Linked DNA regions of Homo sapiens: region 1 is linked to region 2. Evidence: read pairs that join two places in POLR2A ChIA-PET (ENCODE). Cell type or tissue: B cell. All regions are shown on one strand. Region 1 overlaps ACSL5 (acyl-CoA synthetase long chain family member 5). Region 2 overlaps TCF7L2 (transcription factor 7 like 2).

Region 1 (5,000 bases), 670 kb before region 2:
GAACTACTTTACAGTGAATAATGAAGGAGAGGTGGGTAGGTCATGCCCTGTGGTCAGACAGTCATGGTGGGGAGGTTTATATCAGAAAGAGCAAATAATTGTAAGCAAACTTGGATTTGGCCCCTTTGAGATTGTTAGCAAAGAATTAAGCATTCTGAACTTCACTTTCCTATCCCCTATAGTGGAGACTTAGATCTGGTGCTCTTCACAGTGTAGTGGAAGCCATCAAATGATTTAAGGGGAGCAGGTGTTTCATAAACTGCCCACGCTGGGAGGAGCAGCCTTTGCTATTGTCACCGCCTTGTATGTCTGCTGTGCAGGTCTGCATCAAGGGTACAAACGTGTTCAAAGGATACCTGAAGGACCCTGAGAAGACACAGGAAGCCCTGGACAGTGATGGCTGGCTTCACACAGGAGACATTGGTCGCTGGCTCCCGGTAGGTATATCATCAGAACTCCTGGAAGTCTATGCTAATGGACTGAGAAGAACAATCTGCTTATAGCAAGAGGTGCAGAAATGCAAGTAGGTTAATCAGCTGAGGCAGCTGGAGGGGATTAGGTTTGTACCCTACCTGGCTTATGACTTCCTCATACTATCCAGAGAAGAACATACAGACTGAGGTGGTGGATCACCTGAGGTCAGGAGTTCAAGACCAGCCTGGCCAACATGGTGAAACTCCGTCTCTACTAAAAATACAAAAATTAGCTGGGCATGGTAACGGGCACCTGTAATCCCACCTACTTGGGAGGCTGAGGCAGGAGAATCGCTTGAACCCAGGAGATAGAGGTTGCAGTGAGCCAAGATTGTGCCACTGCACTCCAGCCTGGGTGACAGAGACTCTGTCTCAAAAAAAAAAAAAAAAGAACATACAATTGAAAGAATCTAGGTTAAGTTAAAAAAAGGCTGGGCATGGTGGCTCACACCTGTAATCCCAGCACTTTGGGAGGCCGAGGCGGGCGGATCACAAGGTCAGGAGATCGAGACCATCCTGGCTAACACGGTGAAACCCCGTCTCTACTAAAAATACAAAAAATTAGCTGGGCGTGGTGGTGGGCGCCTGTAGTTCCAGCTACTCGGGAGGCTGAGGCAGGAGAATGGCTTGAACCCAGGAGGCGGAGCTTGCAGTGAGCCAAGATCACACCACTGCACTCCAGCCTGGGGGACAGAGCGAGTCTCTGTCTCAAAAAAAAAAAAAAAAAAAAAAAAAAAAAAAAAAATATATATATATATATATATATAGGCTGGAAGTCATGAGATTTGTGTTCTGGTTGCAGCTCTTCCATGGATCAACAATATAAAATTCTGAGAAAGTAATTTAACGTGTGAATAGGAGCTGCCAAAGCTAGAAAGTCTTTCTTAAAAAAAAATTTTTATAGAGATGGGGTCTCGCTGAGTTGACCAGGATAGACTCAAACTCCTGGCCTCAAGCAATCCTCTTGCCTTGACCTCCCAAAGTTCTGGGATTGCTGGTATAAGCTACCACACCAGAAGTACTGCCAGAGTACTTTTGGTATTTTGATCACACTGTTACAGAAGACACCAAGATGTAGACCAGTTGAAGTGTTTTCTTCTTGCCTTATTCCTTATCGAATATACAACCAGCAAGCAGTAAGTCAGTGATCCTAGCACTGTTTTTAGACCCAAACTGAAGGTGGGATTCTTTAACAGGTCAGGTAGACCTGCACATCAGAGTTGGCATGGGTCCCCTGCAATGGAATAAATTTGCTACCAGCCAGGGAAAAATTAGGTGACTTCTCTAGGAAAGGGGAAGGGAGATGTACTACTCTGTCCTTTTTTTTTCCCCCTTAACTTTTCTTGAGGCAGAAGTTGTGGTTTGAAGCCAAGTGTGGCAGCTCACGCCTATAATCCTAACACTTTAGGAGACTGAGGAGGGAGAATTGTTTGAGGCCAGGAGTTTGAGACCAGCCTGAGCAACATAGCAAGACTCTGTGTCTACCAAAACAAAACAAAACAAAAACCCAAAAAACTTTGGTTTGATAATGCCGTTGGTCCACAGCTTTTGCCTCTTATGAGTTTCTTGGGATAAATATCCTCCCTATTAATTCACAGGCATATCAAAACAAGGAAGAAGGATTTCTAAATCAAGTGTTTGCAGAGGCTAGTGTTTGTCTCTCATTGACCTTCACAGCCCCTTTCTGTGGAAGATACAGAGACATATTTTTAGCATAGCTTGATAATTAGCAGTAGTTGCTATTAGTTTTCCTAAGAAGAAAGGAAATTATTGCAAGGGCAGTGATGGGATTTCCCAAAAGATCTTCCCTCTCAAAAGTTTTGTCTTAACTATGTGCTGGGGAAGTGGGAATGTCACTAGAACTTAAAACTCCTTTCTTGCTCAATCAATATTTAAGATTTAAGTGAGATTTAAGGAATGCTTGACAATGTAACTTTTAAGAACACTGGTCCTAACGATGCATTTTATTGATTTGGGTTTGGTAGTATCTTGCTAATATATTTGTTTCTGTCTAGTAACAGAATTAAATAACACTCTAATAAGCCTAGGATGTAAGCAACAGATATGTCCCCACACCAGGGTTATAGAAGGCTGCACCTTATTAATCACTTTCAGATAATGAACGTTAGGCTGAATTGATGGCTAATTTATCAAGTCGGCCTTGTGATAGTTCCAGTGTTGGTTTAGTTAGTCGCCCTACTTAGGGTGTTAGCATGTGGATTTTATTTGCCATTTGTCCCAATTCTACAATTCAAATCCCTAAAGACCTAAGCTCCTCAGACCAATTAGTTCAGAGAAATGAAGCTGCAAATGACCTTTGGTGGCTGGTCAGAGTCCTCTCAGCCCTGTTGCTGTCCTAACAAGCCCAGTAATTGAGTTGCTTGATTAGCACAGTGGAGCTGTTTGAGCCTGCTCCCGGATCTAACAAGGAGGAAAACATAACAGGGAGTCAAGTGGTGGGAGAACTATTCAAATCAAATCAAAAGTCTAAACAAAAGACAACACCTCTATTTCTGAGAGTTCTGAAAATGAACTAATTGGAAATTAGTGATTGGAAATTGAGAGCTGTGCAATTTCTTCCTTGGATGAGGCATCAATTTGCATAACTCCAGTAGATCCAGGAGACTTTCTCTAAGGCTGCGCATTGACTCTCCACATAGATATACAGTAAAGACAGGTTCTTGCTGCACGATGCTTCCCTCCCCTTTCACCAAAGCCAAGAAAGAGAAATGAAAGACAGCTCAAAAGTCTCTGGAGAAATCAGCTTTAGAGAAGAAAGATGACTGTGACTTCACCACTCTCCCCACTGATATCATCTCTGTGGCTCAAAAATACTGATACTTTTATCTGTCTCATGTAGAATGGAACTCTGAAGATCATCGACCGTAAAAAGAACATTTTCAAGCTGGCCCAAGGAGAATACATTGCACCAGAGAAGATAGAAAATATCTACAACAGGAGTCAACCAGTGTTACAAATTTTTGTACACGGGGAGAGCTTACGGGTAATATATCATTTTAACAATAGCCCATTTCAGTCACAAACCATGCTGGTTCTTGTAGCTACAGGAAATTTGTATAGTTGGGTTCAGAATGAGAAGATCCAAGCTTATAAAACTAAAAAAAAAAAAAAAAATGAAGTTACATTCCAAACCTCAAATAAGGCAATTTCAATTTAAAAAATTTCAAAACTATGATGGACGTTGTACACAAGTCAGTAGAATTGTTTAGAATGGCTATACTAAAAGGTAATGATTCAGTAAAAAATGAGCTCCACATTGCACTTAGTTCCCATTCCTTAAGGAGTTCCTTAAAGCTATGTTTAAGAGCAGTATGTATAAAACAACAAACTGTTGCAATATATATAAAGCAACAAACAAAAGTTTGATCAACAAACTGTTGTTTTATACATACTATGCTTAAACGTAGCTTTAAGGAACTCCTTATCCCAAAACAACGAACTGTTTTATACACACTGTGCTTAAATGTAGCTTTTAGGGGACAAGGGGAGAGTTGACATGGACAAGCCAGAGGCGCTTTAAGCTTAATGTTGAAGGATCAGATTTGAATGGAACATCTTTGTAATGAGATATTGAGTGGGAAAATGGGATTACAGTTCCATGGTGTTGAAAATATATGGTGAGAAAAGAACACTAGTACTGGATTTAAGGTTTTGGGGAAATAACTATTACAATGACATAATTCTGCTTTATTTAACTACTGGGGGACATCCCTACATAACTTCTCTCATGCCCTTGCACCTTTTATTTCCTTTCCATAGTCATCCTTAGTAGGAGTGGTGGTTCCTGACACAGATGTACTTCCCTCATTTGCAGCCAAGCTTGGGGTGAAGGGCTCCTTTGAGGAACTGTGCCAAAACCAAGTAAGTCTTGCCTAGGAAAGCTTTATGCACACCCATGGGCCCATCGTGGAGGAGAGGATGCCTCACCAGTTCCTGCATCTGTCACAAGTGGCTGCAGCCCAAACAGACTGAATAGTTTTATGGGACTCGGGGATAGGATGGAGAGTTTAAAAAATAAAACTCTCTTTTCTATTTAAAATAATATGTTCATTGTGGGAAAAGATTGGGAAAGAAGAGTAAAAATGCTATTCAGAGAAAACTGTTAACACTTAGATGTGCCTTTTCTTCTCAGTTTTTCTTTCAATATTGGGCATATAATGTGCTTGTGCATAGTTTTATATTCCTGCTTTCATACTGCATGGCTTTGACAGGCACTTTGAGTTGGTTCATGCTTAGCCCTTCAGGCTTTTTGAAACAGCCATGCTTTAAGTGATGTTTTGTATTCTTAGGTTGTAAGGGAAGCCATTTTAGAAGACTTGCAGAAAATTGGGAAAGAAAGTGGCCTTAAAACTTTTGAACAGGTGTGTGCTACCACTGATGTTATACTGGCCTCTTGTCAGAAAGTTTTGTTTAAAGTTTCCATCTAATGAGGTTTAAATGTATAATTTCTAAGGAATTGATTTTAGATTTTGTGCCATTAACTACAAAATGACCTTTTGTAGTTAC
Region 2 (5,000 bases):
CATTTTAAGTATGAGGAAAATGAAACAGAAAGACTGGGTTTCTTCCTTATAACTCAAGGTCTACAGGAGCTGATTAGATCCCTGGCGCCAGTGACTGAGCATTTCTCAGCCTTGTCCTCAGAACCCAGAAGCATCTCCCAGGGACGTGCCAAAATGCCACGTTTCCAGGATGTCATCTAAATCTGTAAACTGTGAATAGGTGAGGTACAAAGATGCCACTTATGGGCTGTGCCAACTTGGGCAAGTTACCCGACTGATCTGTGCTTCAATTTCTCCATCAGTGATAAAGGTTCACATACAGGCTGTATGTAAAGCGGGAGCTTGATGAGAGAGCTGGTGGGCTCAGACTGGTGCAGGCAATTGGCAAGATTCTTGAGGAATCACAACCTGATGGTGTGTCTGTGTGATGGGCCAGTCGCTGCTGGAGTAGCTCAGTTATGTGTTCCATGTAGGTTTCCATGGAAATTCACATGTAACATTCCTAGTACCTACTTCAAGAATTTTGGTGGTGGCTGGGTGTGGTGGGTCATGCCTGTAATCCCAGCACTTCAGAAGGCCGAGGTGGGCAGATCACGAAGTCAGGAGTTCGACATGGTGAAACCCCGTCTCTACTAAAAATACAAAAATTAACCAGGCGTGGTGGCACATGCCTGTAATCCCAGCTACTTGGGAGGCTGAGGCAGGAGAATTGCTTGAATCTGGGGGACGGAGGTTGCAGTGAGCCAAGATAGCACCACTGCTGTCCAGCCTGGGCAACAGAGCCAAGACTCCCTCGGCTGGGGGGGTTGGTGGGGGCAGGGTAAGAATTTTGGTGATCTCTGAAAATCCGGATCCCACAGCATGGGTGTGATAGAAATGGCTCTGCAGAGTGTGATGGGAACCTCTTGTGACTGGTCGTCAGAACTAAGTTTGAGTCCAACACTCACTTTTTTGGCAAGGTGCTTCCCCGCTCCGTGATGCAATTCTTGCATCTGCAAAACAGGCGGTGGTCATGGGATATTCCCGCAGTCTGCTCCACTGGGTACCTACAGAGATCCCTTGACATTTAACACAGGCTTCCTGTGATCCAGGAACTACTGTACGAACTACTGTAACTACCTCCTATATTAACTTTTCCAAACCTTGATAGCAACCTTATGAGGGAGGTGGTGTGATTATTCCCATTTTGCAATTAAGGTAACTGAGCCAGAGAGAGAGAAAGCAATATCCATAAGATCACACAGCTGAAGGGTGAGAGCTATAAAAATTGCTGGGAATGAAGGGCCATGGTTCTTGGCCATGGTTCTTGGCCATGGTTCAGAGCTGTGATACCAACCATCTTCCACTTGTTCAGGGAGAAGGTGTTTGATCCTTTTCTTCACTCAGCTGCCTTAGGAGTTGGGAGGAAATTTTGTTTCAGGATACCTAAGTTCTTACAAGTCTCAACAATTGTACTTTCTGTTCCATCTACATTTCAAATTCATTGTCCCTTCTCTTTCTTTCCATGTAATTCAGCCAGATTCGAACCCTTTAGATCCCTTCCTCTAGGGAATTAAGGTTGGTAGACCAGCTGAGTAAATGTGACTCAGAAAGTCAATATCCACCTGGGCAGGGATGAGTCATTTCTTTCTAGTTAGCTATTCATGTACATTTTAAAGCTCGCCACACAAAGTCATTACATTGAGGCTATTAACATGTTTAATAGTGACAATAATAGGGTGTGACCCATGGCATATAACCGCATTCAGATAAGAAGAAAGAGTTTTCTTTTTTCTTCTTCCTGTAATTGCTCAGTCAATACCATTTTCACGGAAATACTTGCAAACAAACTTTTAAAAAGTTCATTGTCCAAAGCCTTCCCTGATTCCTTGTTTCCTTCCTCTTCAGGGGTTCTATAAACTTTTCCTGATCAGTGGCCGGGGATTAGCGAGATGGTGCACTCTGTCCTGATTTTGTGGTTGACCTACCCTTTTGCTGGTGTTGAGCCTGTTTTTATTGCATTTTTTGGGGTGTGTGTGCGCGTGCACGCGCATGTGTGTTTTTTCAGGAGGGGGCACATTATTGCTGCTACTTGCTTATTAACCTCTCAATCTAGAAATTTCAGGGAAGAAGAGACTTCCGCTAAATTTGCCAAGCTAGACACATAAACAGGGAGTTAGCCATTTTGGTGAGAGGAAATGAAACTTTTCTTGGGTTTATTAGACCACATCCTATGTGGCTTATTTTATGTCTGATTTCTAAAAAGCATGTCATCACGGTCAAAGTTTTATTTTTGCTTGTTAGTCATTTGAAACAAATATAGATATTGCTTCATTTCCTGGGTACTGTATTTTTCAGTACGTGGTATGTATGGAAAATTTGGGTTTACACAATGAAGTGCACTAGAAGGGAAGTATTTGCTAATTTAGAACTCTCTACATTATAACTTTGGATTAGCAAGCATTCGGCTAACTAAACATTTTCATTTATCTCCTACCCCTGATTATATAAAGAAGCAGATGAGACAACCAAAGAAATACCCCTCCAAGACAAAGTGAATATTTTGAAATACTTCCTCTCAGTCTTTTAAAAAATGTGATTTAAAAATCGTAGGTGGGATCATACTATACATGCACTTGTTTTCTGTTTATTTTACATCTCTCTATACTAGAAACACTTTCCTATATATGCCACAAAAACTGTGAAAGTACTAATGATTATCCCTCCTGTCCCTTAATATGCTTAGCTATTGCCCCAATGAACTCAGACTGTTTCCAAAGTTCCGCTGTTGGCCGGGCACTGTGGCTCATGCCTGAAATCCCAACACTTTGAGAGGCTGAGGCAGGTGGATCACTTGAGGCCAGGAGTTTGAGACCAGCCTGGCCAACATGGCAAAACACTGTCTCTACTAAAAAATACAAAAATTAGCTGGGTACGTGGTCCCAGCTACTCGGGAGGCTGAGACAGGAGAATCGCTTGAACCTGGGAGGCAGAGATTGCAGTAAGCTGAGATTGCACCTTTGCATTCCAGCCTGGGTGACAGAGCAAGACTCCATCTCAAAAAATAAAAACAAAAAACAAAAAACCAAAAAACAAAGTTCCACTATAAATAGTGCAACTGCATCTCATGTGGCAGAGGGTGGAAGTTGCAAATAGTGAAGAGAGAGTGATTCTGGGACATTCCATAATGCCCCCTTGATGTATGTGACCCATCATTGCTTCGCATGTATAGCCCCGGATTGTTCTGTGTGAGTGGGCCGGCAAATTCAACTCCTCCTCACCCCCTCTCTACCCCAGTTCATGCTCACTGGGTAGGATGGGAGGTGGGACTGCCAGATTATTTTTATTTTTTCCTTTCCCACATTGTCTATCTGCCAATATTTTTTTGTTGAAGTCTTTTAGGCTAAATGAGCGGACAAATTTTCTCTGCTGATCAACCGCCGTGGTAGCATCAGTGGGCACTGCAGTGCCTCCCTGGGAATTTTTAATGCCTCAGTGAGGTCATATTCCCAGTGTAGAGGGAACATGACGTAGTCCCACTCTACTTATCAGATGCAGAGCTTGCTACCAGGAAAACAGACGCGGAGAAGCCGGGATCATTTCTGGCCCCATTTCCCTCATTGTTCACCATTCCTTGGACTGCAAAGAGATGTCATTGTAAACGCTATCCTTTTCATTTTGTATACTAAGCAGGAAGCCCAGGCACTCTCTGTGGAGGTCTTCCAAGGAGCTCATCCATGCAGAAGATAGGAGTGTTCCTGCACCCTGCATCCTAGCCTCAGTGAGCCCACTTGACACCCCCCAGGGTGCTGCAAGCTGTGCCCATGTCTCTCCACGTTAGTGGCTACCTCCCTTTTCCCCTTTCGTCGTGAGTCACGTATTTTCTTTGTGTCTCGTGTGACAAAGGTCACTCGTAGAGAAGATTTGGGCCTTTGGTGTGTGACATGTCATCCCCACAGTTGATTGTTTTGGCTCCTCCCCTTTTGTAATGCTGTGAGGTGACAGGTCAGTTTTTAATGGGCTAGTCTGCGTCAAGGGAGAGTATAAATTAGCCTTAAGACTTTGTATTCCATATAGGGTTTCCCATATGAGAATATGCAGTTAGCACTTAGGGAGAGGGGTAGACGCTGCAGGGGTGGTTTTGACTTATCTGCCTATCAGTCAGCGTCTCTGTTGACGTACCTGTTTCTCAGATAGCAATCCCTTTTATGACGTCAGCAAGGTAGATGTTTGGAATTTGGAAATGGAGAGGAACCATATTTCAGCCCAGACTCTGGAACTTAATTTACTCATTTTTATTAAGGGCAGTGATTATTAGGCAAGCAGCTAATAGCAGATCTGAGTTCTTATTCTTCCTTATAAGGCCTGTCCTATGGACCTTATTGGAAAGGTATTTATTGCATCAGCTGCTGCTGGTTTAGTCAGGAGCACCATCATCTTTCACCTTTTACTTCACACCCATCCAGTGTTCTCTGTCACGTCTCTGAAAGGCCATTTCAAACCGGTTTGCATTAAGAAAAATCAGTAGTTTCTTTTTTTTTTAGTTTGGTGGAAGCGCCATAGGAGGCCAGATTTGCTTTTCCTGGTCAATGTCTGGCCTCTTCTGTGGGGGCCAAAAATGAAAGAGGAGCAGCCACACCCTTTTAGATTCTGGCCATGTCACAGCACACTTACAGCCAGCTTCAGAGGCCAGTGCAGCAGGGAGAAAAGCTCTTGGCTGGGAAGATCTAAATTAGAGGCCTGTTTGTGCTCAGAGTGAAAGTTTCTGTTTTGGAAAAGCCAGCTCCCTCCAGAGGGGAGGGTGGGGATGGGAAAGCAACGAAGACACCAGAGAAAGAAGAAATAAGAGGGGGACGTGAGGAGGCATGTAGTGACTGACTGCAGGACATGGGACCCCCCTGCTCGGCTTCTGCTCCTACCCCACCGGTCACTGGGTCAGACAAGCTTAGCCTGAGCCCCGCGTCACCATCCCTGTCCTAGTGGTAGCCTCTTGCTGTTTAGAAAAACAGAGTTGGGGGAGATGACAGTAGCTTGCCTGTGAT

Evidence for each region. Peaks named below come from ENCODE experiments on the same cell type or tissue, not always from the same donor. Only the 100,000 strongest peaks of a DNase experiment are listed, where the experiment ranks them.
Region 1: POLR2A ChIA-PET joins it to region 2 with 5 read pairs; 2 of 35 experiments call an interaction of 5 or more read pairs at or near these places.

The regions. Positions count from the first base shown.
Region 1 is chr10:112,422,005-112,427,004 of GRCh38, forward strand. ACSL5 (acyl-CoA synthetase long chain family member 5) reads left to right here. Exons shown (of 21, transcript NM_203379.2): 16 at 1-31; 17 at 321-437; 18 at 3,334-3,477; 19 at 4,254-4,355; 20 at 4,784-4,855. It also overlaps a transcript of ZDHHC6 not described here. Among named protein-coding and RNA genes, the nearest start is that of ZDHHC6, 22 kb to the right of the region's middle. In B cell, no CTCF peak of the experiment used is centred here; no DNase peak of the experiment used is centred here.
Region 2 is chr10:113,092,089-113,097,088 of GRCh38, forward strand. The region is part of intron 5 of TCF7L2 (transcription factor 7 like 2); the gene reads left to right. Among named protein-coding and RNA genes, the nearest start is that of SNORA87, 49 kb to the left of the region's middle. In B cell, no CTCF peak of the experiment used is centred here; a DNase peak (open chromatin) is centred at 2,203.